Linked DNA regions of Homo sapiens: region 1 is linked to region 2. A link is a contact called in ENCODE Hi-C or POLR2A ChIA-PET data. All regions are on one chromosome and are shown on one strand. The core of a region is the stretch at or near the end of the contact, and the rest is flanking DNA. Distances in the headings are between cores, read along the strand shown.

Region 1 (4,846 bases), core at 8-2,507, 140 kb after region 2:
TTAATGACACGTTGGAAGACAAACAGGATGTTGATTCACCTGTAAAGATCTCCAAGGCCTGACCTCAGAGTTGAGATTAAGGAAAGAATATTCCTCGAGTTGGACTTAAGCATGGATCTGGTGGAAGAGTCCCTGCCTGGATTATTAGACTTGTGTGGAGTGAGCACCTGGGCTTGCAGAGTGTGGGGGTCTGGAGAGGGGTTGGGTGGGGAGATTTAAGGGGGAGGAGTTCCCAAGAAACCATAGAAGCTTTGGGTGCCTGAGAGGTTGGGAGAGCACCCTGCTAAAGCATCCTATCTGGTAGGGAGGGGAGCTCTTGACAGACGGGTTGTTAGGGAGGGTGGTGAAAGCCACGCACATCAAGGGGCTGGCTTGATTGCCCTCTGGCCCCACATCTAAGCTTCTGGGCTGTGACTGCCCCCAACCAAGTCCTCAGAGCCCAGCTTGGGACCCACCACCCGCCATACTCCACGCTCCCAAGCCCTTACTCTGCTGTTCCAAGGGCCGACCTGCTGCCACAAAGTTCTCTTTCTAGACAGCCCGGTGTGAATTCTCACTTCCTCCTGGGACTTCCTCCAGCAGGACTGTGGCTGTGGTGAGCATTTCAGCATCTGCTCATCTGCTGTTCTGTCATCTTTCTCTTCCTTGGTGTCTTCGAGGGCAGGCCAGGTGGAATACGGCTTCCCAAAGACTCGATTCATTTTGGTTAGGTCTCTTGTATTGCATGGTCCCCGGCCCATAGGCATTGTTGAAAACAAAGTCGAGTTTGTTGTTTCCAGCTAAAGCAGCCCCTGCTTTAGTGTGGAGATACTTGAGGAGTTAAAAGGAAACAGGAAATACTACTGCTTTATGGTTGGAAACCACTCAGATGGAGGAGAATTTGGGGAGGCTTCGGTTCCTGCAGCTGAGGCAGCCTTGGAGAAAACTGCACGTGAACTTTTGCCCTTTGAACAGGGCCGTTGTCCCGGCTTGAGGGTTCCAGATGTGGTGGCATCAGATGGGTCTTTGAGGGGTGGGGCAGTCAGGGTGCCTCTAACAGTGTACTGGGTGTTGGCAAGACCTCGGGGGTGGAAAGTTATGGAAGGAATTGTTCAGACAGGGCCCAGTGATGGGGTGTGGGCTAGAGTACCGTCTTTGAAGCCGCTTGGCAAGAGAAGTGGGGATCACGTCTAGTGGAGATGGCAGATGATGTACTGTGTAGCCAGCACTGGTGAGAGACTGTGCCCATCCCGGGCCTGCCTTGTGACTTCGGGTGATTTCCCGTCCCCTGTGAGCTGTAGTTTCTTCCTCTGTAAGGTAAGGGTGACGTCCTCCCCTGAAGATGACAAATGTGGTGCCCCTGCCCCATGCCTGGCACCAGGTCAGTGCAGTCAGGAGAGGCTGTGCCTGGAGGTCTTCGTGTTTGTACTTGTTTTTTTTTTGAGACGGCGTCTCACTCTGTTGCCCAGGCTGGAGTGCAGTGGCGCGATCTTAGCTCACTGCAAGCTCCACCTCCCGGGTTGACATCATTCTCCTGCCTCAGCCTCCTGAGTAGCTGGGACTACAGGCACCCGCTACCACGCCCGGCTAATCTTTGTGTATTTTTAGTAGAGACGGGGTTTCACCGTGTTAACCAGGATGGTCTCGATCTCCTGACCTCCTGATCCACCTGTCTTGGCCTCCCAAAGTGCTGGGATTACAGGCATGAGCCACTGCACCCGGCCTGTACTTGGTTTTTGTTTTTAAATATTTGAGACAGAGTCTCACTCTATCCCGCCTCTATCTGGGCTCACTGCAACCTCTGCCACCTGGGTTCAAGAGATTCTCTTGCCTCAGCCTCCCAAGTAACTGGGATTACAGGCACAAGCCATCATGTCTGGCTGATTTTTATATATTCTGTAGAGATGGGGTTTCTCCATGTTGGCCAGGCTGGTCTCGAACTCCTGACCTCCGGTGATCTGCCCACCTCGGCCTCCCAAAGTGCTGGGATTACAGGTGTGAGTGTACTTTACTTTTAGGAAGGATATGCTAAGAACGCTTTTCCCCTCCCGCAGCCACACTTAATTTCTGTTAATGTCGACCTCTGGCCACACTCAGCCCTGTCAGCCTCGGGTGATGCACCGGAGGTCCCTGAAGGCAGCATGTATGGCCAGGAGTGGCTCGCCCTGCCAGTCCCCCTGCTGCCACCCAGAGCTCTGGCTGACCCTAGCAGCACAGGCCCCCGCTGAGTGGGTCTCCACCTCTGGGGACTGGACCCTGCACTGTGGGGAGGGCAGGGCTTCCTGGGCAGCCCCCGAGTTTTCTTGCAAGAAACCTGACACCCCTGCTCCTGAGAGGGCTCCAGTTCCTGCCGAGCAGAGCAGGACTCTCTGCAGCGACCTCGGCTTGGCAAGACCCCCCGTGGTTCACCTGAAGCATGTTTCTTCCCCGAGAAGCCGCAGGACCTCTTGTGAGGGGCCAGGTCGTGAGTCCACACACGTCTGCTTCTCACTAAGCTTTGAGTCATGTGTGGGGCAGGGACCTCCCAAATTCCAGTTTCTATGCTGGGTGAGGCCGAGAAGCAATGGAAGGGAAGGGTGGTGGGGAGGCAGCAGGCCTGGCGACCAGGGCACAGGGGCCCCACCCTGCTCTCCGAATCTGGCTGCCTTGGACAAGCCTCCTTGGTCTCTGGCCTCAGTTTCCCCATTAGTAATTGGTGACATCAAAGTCCTCTTGTGGGCCAAAGATATGCCACAGCTGCATAAAACAAAACAGAAGAGAGAGTAGAGGTGAAGGTTTTGTGTGCGAAATTGAAACAGAGTCACTTGAAATGGATAATTTCAGAGTAAAAACTAAGTATTTCTAATTAGGTTGATTGCAGATGTTGGTGCACAGGAAATTCTATGCCTTCGCGTCTAGATTTCTGTGGGGCAATTTGACAGAGTTTATCTCCTGGATTGGCTCAGGGCACTGCACCCTCTTGATTTCGTTCCCCTCTGGTGGCACGTGTCTCCGAGCACCGGGAATGACTGAGAGCCGCAGGGCCGACCCTCTTTGCAGAGCTCTGGGAGCTGCGGGAGGGTTGGGCAGCAGCAGGGTTATGTTGGGTTCAGAATCTGGCGTGAGAGCCTGGCAGTCTCCACCCTCATTCCTCACTGCCGTTTTTTTTTTTTTTGAGACAGAGGCTCACTGGATCGCCCAGGCTGGAGTGTAATGCACAATTTTGGCTCACTGCAACGGGGCTGTCAGGTTCAAGTGATTGTCCTGCCTCAGCCTCCCTAGTAGCTGGGATTAGAGGCACCCTCCACCAAGCCTGGCTAATTTGTGTATTTTTAGTAGAGACAGGGTTTCACCATGTTGGTCAGGCTGGTCTTCAACTCCTGACCTCAGATAATCCGCCCGCCTCGGCCTCCCAAAGTGCTGAGATTACAGGCGTGAGCCACCAAGCCCAGCCCTTCACTGCCATTTTCAAGGCTGGTGGTTGCATTAGGGACCTGTTCCTCAGGGGCTGGGGTGCCCCCATGTTGTCTCTGGTGCTTTGCTTGCTGGGTGACAGCATGGAGGGTTGAGGGCTGCAGCCGGAGTCTGGTGACATGAGCAGAGTGGGCAGGCTTCTCACCAGCCTTCTCTGAGTGCTGCTCTCCTAAACAGACTTCCCTCTGTGTTTGTCCTGTGGACTTGGGGAGGGGGCAGCCAGCTCTGTCTGTGGGATCTTCTTCTACCTCCTGAGACTGTGTGTGCCCTGGCTTGGCGCTGCCTCCCGTGCGCTCCTCTCCAGGAGACAACCTTGGCTCCTGCTCTTGGTGTGGCCAGGATCCCTCTTCTCCTCTATGGTTTGGAAACCGGCCTGCCTGGCCTGCGGTGGGTGGCTCCGGCTGAAGGCTGTGACCCCTGGAGATGGGTGGGTCAACCCAGCCTGCTGGGCCCACCCAATACCAGCTTGGGCCCGGCCCCAAGTAGGTCAGATGCCGGTTCAGCAAGGTGCGGGGAAGATGAGGGAGATGACTTGCTAAGAAAAGTCTTAATTATGGCTTTTTTTTTTCAGACGGAGTTTTGTTCTTGTTGCCCAAGCTGGAGTACAATGGCACAATCTTGGCTCACCACAACCTCTGCCACCTGGGTTCAAGCGAGTCTCCTCCTTCAGTCTCCTGAGTAGCTGGGATTACAGGCATGCACCACCACACACAGCTAAGTTTTATATTTTTAGTAGAGATGGTTTCACCATGTTGGCCAGGCCAGTCTCAAACTCCTGACCTCGTGATCCGCCCACCTTGGCCTCCCAAAGTGCTGGGATTACAGGTGTGAGCCACCACACCCAGCCAATTAGGGCTGTCTTACAAAAAAAAAAACCACCACGAACCTTTGCGAGAATCGAGCGCAGCCTGTGCTGGTTGTGTAAGCCGTGGGACACACGGGAAAGCCAGGAAGAAGAGGAAGAGCACCCCCACACCCCACCCGCGTGAAGAAGAGCAACCCCACTCCCCGCCCGTGGGAAGAAGAGCACCCTCACGCCGGGCCCGCAGGAAGAAGAGCACCCCCACGCCCGGCCCGCAGCATCCCGCTGGCTTCCTGGCCACCTCTCCTCACCCATCTTAGAGGCATGGCCGGGCTGGGGCATCTTTCCCTCCTTGGGCAGGTACCGCTGATGGCCTTGTGGGCAGCACAGGGGCCTTACCTGGGTCGGCTCAGGCACTGTTCTGAACATCCGTGAGGTGACCTTGCTCCCTTTGTCTCCGTGAGCCTAGGAGTATATCCTGAATTTTTTATGTTTTTGTACTCCCCATGTTCCATATTTTTGTTTCTGCATCAGGGTGGAGGCTATTGAGCCACATCCCTGACACAAGCAGTGAGCTGCCAAGGCCCTTGCGCCTGAGCTTGGCACTGTCTG
Region 2 (5,281 bases), core at 570-3,069:
AAACTAAAGGCCAGGCACGGGGGCTTATGCCTGTAATCCCGGCACTTTGGGAGGCCAAGGCGGACGGATCATGAAGTCAGGAGATTGAGACCATCCTGGCTAACACGGTGAAACCCCGTCTCTACTAAAAATACAAAAAATTAGCCAGGCTTGGTAGTGCGCATCTGTCATCCCAGTTACTTGGGAGGCTGAGGCAGGAGAATCGCTTGAGCCCAGGAGGTGGAGGTTGCAGTGAGCCGAGATCACACCACTGCACTCCAGCCTGGGTGACAGAGCAAGACTCCGTCTCAAAAAAAAAACCCTGCTGGCCACAGAGGCCGTGGTGTTGGCCATGGCCAGTGCTCGTAGTGTTCTTTAAACGAACCTGCACTGAGGGCCCGAGGCATCCCAGACATTTTGGGAGCTGGGGCCAGGTGCTCTGTGTGGACAGTGCCGGAGCTCCACCAAGCGCTGCTCTGGGCAGGGACCTGCGACAGGGAAGATGACCGGCCTCTTCACCAAGGTGCCCCCCCTGGACAGGGCAGCAGGACAGGAGGTGGATGACACCTGGAGAAAGCCGGGTCTTCTGAGAACCAGATGGAGCGTCGCAGGTAGGTCGTGCTTGTAAAGGGCCTTATAGTCCAGCGGGCCAGAAACACGCTCGGACCCAGAGTCCCAAGTTGAGGGCTGCTGGGGACCAGATGACAGAGACCAAGACAGGAAACCAAAAACCATGGTCCTCGTTGCATTGAGGGGGCGCCTCCAGGGACAGGGCAGCTCCACCCCCTGCCACCGCAGCCTGGCAGCAGCCCCAGGGTCGCACCCCTTGTGCAGATCAGCCAGCCTCGCCCCTCCCGGCAACCCCATTGCTGCCTCCAGGCTTATGCCCAGGTGCCTCTATCTGCAGGAGCCACTGACTCATTTGAAACCCCCAACCACGCTGCGACCGTACACCCCCGTGGCTTTCCAGAGCAGGTGGTCTCTACCTGACGTTATTTCACTGGCTGACTTGGCTCATGGCTCATCCCCCATGCCTACTGGATGTCTGCCTCAGGAGGACAGGGGTGCTATCCCCCCTACCCCGGCCAGGCCCTGATGGGAGCCAGATGTGCACTGACTCAATGATCCACCAATCCCGGGGGCCAACCCAGAGGACAGTGGTGTCCTGGAGCAGGGAGGCGGCCTAGATAGCTTTGTGGGGGTCCTGAGGAGGCCCCAACACAGGAGTCCAGGGCGGGAAAGACAAGCCGCCTCCTCGGACTAACGCCCGCCCACCCCGATTCCCCGCCAAAACCCAGAGGTAGCAGCTGACTCCTCGGGCTCCCGGCTGGCGTCACCGCCTCTGGAGCCAATGGGCTCTGACGTGGCGAGCCTGGAACGCCACTGGGACTGCGCGGGCGTCCACACCACCCACCGAGCGCGGCCACCGCGTTGGCGGCATGAGCGCGCTCGAGCCTCCCCCAGCGGCGCCCGCCTCGCCCCCCGGGCCGGGTCTGGCGCACCCGGAACCCCCCGGGGCCCTGCGCGCCCTGCTCTTGGCCACCGGCGGCGCTGGGGGCTCGTGGCCTCGCTGCATTCTGCCGTTCGGTGCCGTGGCCGTGCTGGCTGGTGCGGCTGCCACGGCCATCACCTTCTCGCTGCGGGGACCCCGCCTGGACCTGGCCCAGGGCTCGTCGCTGGCCGCGCTCAGTGCGGGCCTGGGGCTTCTGACCGCCGCCTTCCTGTGCTGGCGCGCTCGGCGGAGGCGAAGGGCCGGGCGCAGGGAGCCGGGGGCGCCCTGAGCCGCGGGCGAGGCCCCCTCCCATCGAGGTCACCGCGAGCCGGCCGCCCCTCCCTCCAACCTCGCCCCGGCCGGGCGGGCGCAGTGCCAAGCGTGGTCGCAGAGGCCGCCCCCCACACCCCATCCCCAAATCGTTTCTTCTGGAACCCTTTGGGCAGAGAAGGCCACCGGCCGTTTCCCTCCCTCCCTCTCTGCTTTCCCTCTCTTCCCTCCTCCGTCCAACGTCGCATTTCAGCTTTTGACTTGGCGCGCAGAGCTGGCGCGACCGCAGAGCGGCCTGGCTGGGCAGCGGTCTGCGAGGCTGGGGGATCGACCCGGCGCGAGGGTGCTGGGTGCAGGGCAGCGCGACGCGGGCTCGGCCACACCACCCGCCGTTGGGAGCCGGCGCTGTGTCTGCTCCTGGGCTGTCTGCCTTCGGAGCTCGGTTGGAAACCCCCCGAGGCATAATAGGCGCTCGATAAATGTGCAATAGGTGAACATGTGGTGGCTTGCAGGCGTCTGGGGGGAGACAGCAGGTTCTGGGCTGGGCAGGGAATTATTGGATCAACGGGCATCTTACAGGAAAGACTCTCAGCTCCCTGCCGCCTAGGACTGTCCAGCCCATCTATGCCCTCTCCCCAGCCTGTGCCCCAAAGCTGGAGCTGCCACTCTAGGGGTGAGGGGTGGGGTGGGGAGGGGGAGGCGAAGCACTGCGGCCTGAGTTGCAGGTGGGGGGAGGGGAGGCGGAGCTTCTTTGTTGCAGAAGGTGCCAGGAGGGGGCAGGGCCAGTGGAGAGGTGGGAGGTGGGAGAGGCCCCAGCCAGGGGCTGGGACAGGTGGCTGGGTCCCTGGGGAGCAATAAGTCCCGCTTGGGCGCTGTGGGGAGGCCCTTCCTAACTCCCAAACACCATCTGTGAGGGCTGGGGGTGGGGGCAGAGTAGCGTGTGCAGAGGACTGTTCCTGGGGAGAGGCCCTGTGACCAGCGGCCTCCTCCCTGGGGAGCTGGCGGTACAATGGCCCTCTGGGCCCACGGCCTCCCGCCGCTGCTGCTGACCCAGATGAACAATTGGGGCAGGGCTGAGCCCCAGGCACCTACTTTCCCCCACCCCAGAAGCCACCAGACGTTCTGCAGACCCCAGTCCTGGCTCACAGGGAAGCTGAGCTGGAGACAAAGCCAGCCCCTCTGATGAGGGTGGAAGAGGCTGCTGGCCACTGTCCCTCTTGCAGCCTGGCTGGCAGCCAGTCTGGCAGTGGCCCTGACGTCCAGAGACAGCTTGGGTTTCCCCAGAGGCTTGTCTCTGGCCAGTGGGACCCCTCTGTCAGGCCTGGGCTTTTCTCTCCACTGTCCCAGAATGATGATCTCAGCCCCCATAGTCCCCCCAGGGTTCCTCCCACCCTTAGGGTGGGGTGTCGGGGGGTGGGGGTTGGGAGCCAGAAGGACCTTGAAGAGGGTGGTTGGGACGTTTCAGGTTCTAAGCTTGACCCACAGAGCGGAGCGTGAGCCCCGTCAGGTTGAGGTCCCTCAACTTGTAAAGGACACAATTCCCATTCTCTTTATCAGGAAGCTGAGGGGCAGGGGCCCTGTGGCAGAGAGAGAGCCCCTTAGCCCTCTCTGTTCAGTCCTCCGGTGCCCCCATCCCTGTGCATCTGTGGCTGTCACATGCAGATGTGTGGCAAGGAGAAGGTGCCCACCAGCCAGTGTCAGTTGCTCCAGGAGCCAAGCCAGGTGCCCTATCACCCTGTCTTCCCGTTCCTCCCCTCCATGGTCAGGCCCTCCTGCTCCCTCCTCTGGTCCTTCAGTTTCCCCTAGGAGGCTTCCGTGTCCTCCTGCCCCTCCTCTCCCCAACAGCGGGATGCGTCTACCTCTCCATTCTCTTCCTCCTGGTCCTTGCTCATCTCTGGTCGTGTCCAGGGTAGCACCCACGTGGCCTCCTCCACCAGCTGCAGGCCTGGCCTCCCATCTGAAACGGGGCATTCAGGCCTCGATGCTGGCCCTGCACGGAACTTGTTCCCTGCCCCTCCCTGGGATGCTTGGCCTCCTCTGTCAAGGACCTGAAAGTCGGAGGGGAGGAGGTTTCTCTGACCAGAGCTGTTCCTGGACCCTCTTTGGTGGTGTCGCTCCCAGGCACAGCTACCCCATCCCCAGCTAGTCCCCAGGCCACCCAGCTGGGCTTCTGCCTCAGTTTCCCTGCCCAAACGTGCTGTGACGTAGGGCAGTGGGCTCCGGGTTGCGACCAGCCCCTTCCCATGATTAAACCCTACTCCCTGCCCCTGCAGAGGGGTCCTCAACAGCTAACCAAGCCCCCGAACCCCAAGAAGCCACCCCATCCCACCCTCCAGCTTCCATGTCCTCCCTGCCAGCTGGGCCCGTGGCAGAGGTGCCCCTAGAAACTTGCAGACCCAGGGAGCTTTGGGATCAGAATCTGGCCTGGTGCAGGGGATGCTGGCCTCATGTCTTAGCCCAGCTCAGGCCCATGGGGGTGCCCCCCTTCCTCAACATGGGCAGGAGACACTCCAATTTGTGCAGCTCTCGACTTGGGCCTGATGCCACTTGAGACTCATCAAATCCAACAGCTTCAGAGCGCGTGCTGAGTAACAGGCATCTGGCAGGTGAGGAAACAGGAGCCCAAGACATGCAGCCAGAAATGGGGCAGTTGGATTCAAAATTAGACCTGACCGAATCCTGGGTTCCTTCTACTCGAGTAGATGCTGCTTTGGGGATGACCCTTCAACTGGTGGTTACTTGGCTTCCCTACCTGGGGAACATCCAGGGCCTCTGCTGTCAGACCCGGGGCCTTGCCTGCCTGATGGTCTTCAGGGAGGAGGCGACCCAGACCCCCGTCCAGCACGTGGCACAGCCCCAGGAGCAGTAAAGACCTGGCTGTGGGCCCAGGACCCTGCTGGGTGGTCCCCCACGGGCTGCGAAGGCTGAGCTGCCCCCCTCCAGACCCCTCCCGCCAGCGCATTCCTGGCTCCCCGGCCCCTCCCCTGGCTCCCGGGCCTCCCAGCCCCCTTCCCCGCTGGCCCAGCCCGCGTCTGAATCTGCTTCTGATTCCAGCTCTGCGATGAGGCCCCCTCCCCTCCCCTGCCTCCTTCCCGACCCGAGCAGCCCCGCCCCCGGCTGGGCCCGGGCTTGCGCCTGCTGCGCCCCCCACCCCCTCCTGGCACAGCTCGTCCGCCCTCGCTGCAGCCGGGAGGAGGCGGCGGCCCGTGCACCGCAGGCCCCGCCCGCCCACGGCCCTTCCCGGGAGGCCGGGAGACCTGCTCCGCCCGGCCCTCGGTGGGTGAGTGCGAGCGGCGGGTGGGGCCTCCGCGGGCGGAGGCACCGGGAGCGGGGGCGACGCCTGTCATCGCTCTAGGCCCAGCGGGAGGACGCGCCAACATCCCCGCTGCTGTGCTGGGCCCGGGGCGTGCCCGCCGCTGCTCCCACCTCTGGGCCGGGCTGGGGCCGCCCGGGGGCCCTGTTCCTCGGCATTGCGGGCCTGGTGGGCAGAGCCGCGGAGAGGGCTTCTTTTCCCCAAGGGCAGCGTCTTGGGGCCCGGCC

The links. Hi-C counts contacts between places; a loop is a spot of excess contacts on that map. ChIA-PET counts read pairs that join two places held with the same protein, here RNA polymerase II (POLR2A). Pooled maps may share reads with other maps.
Region 1: a map with no recorded cell type shows a loop between it and region 2 (4-fold over the local background). The contact joins the enhancer-like site here to the promoter of TEDC2-AS1 in region 2. A Hi-C loop is called at or near these places in 1 of 37 single-sample maps with no recorded cell type and 5 of 50 pooled maps. POLR2A ChIA-PET finds 5 or more read pairs at or near these places in 3 of 52 experiments (H1, HEK293T and activated naive CD4-positive, alpha-beta T cell).

Annotation. Positions count from the first base shown.
Region 1 is chr16:2,606,459-2,611,304 of GRCh38, forward strand. It overlaps the pseudogene LOC652276. Among named protein-coding and RNA genes, the nearest start is that of FLJ42627, 30 kb to the right of the region's middle. Within about 2 kb of position 1,258, at least 4 of the 41 ENCODE cell types and tissues checked have a DNase peak (open chromatin) inside an H3K27ac peak, as active enhancers do.
Region 2 is chr16:2,466,394-2,471,674 of GRCh38, forward strand. TEDC2-AS1 (TEDC2 antisense RNA 1) reads right to left here and starts at 1,820. Exons shown (of 1, transcript NR_135198.1): 1 at 1-1,820. NTN3 (netrin 3) reads left to right here and starts at 4,904. Exons shown (of 6, transcript NM_006181.3): 1 at 4,904-5,281. RefSeq lists silencers at 1,269-1,318, 1,379-1,718, 1,729-1,778, 5,042-5,181 and enhancers at 2,226-2,769, 2,729-2,868, 3,029-3,108.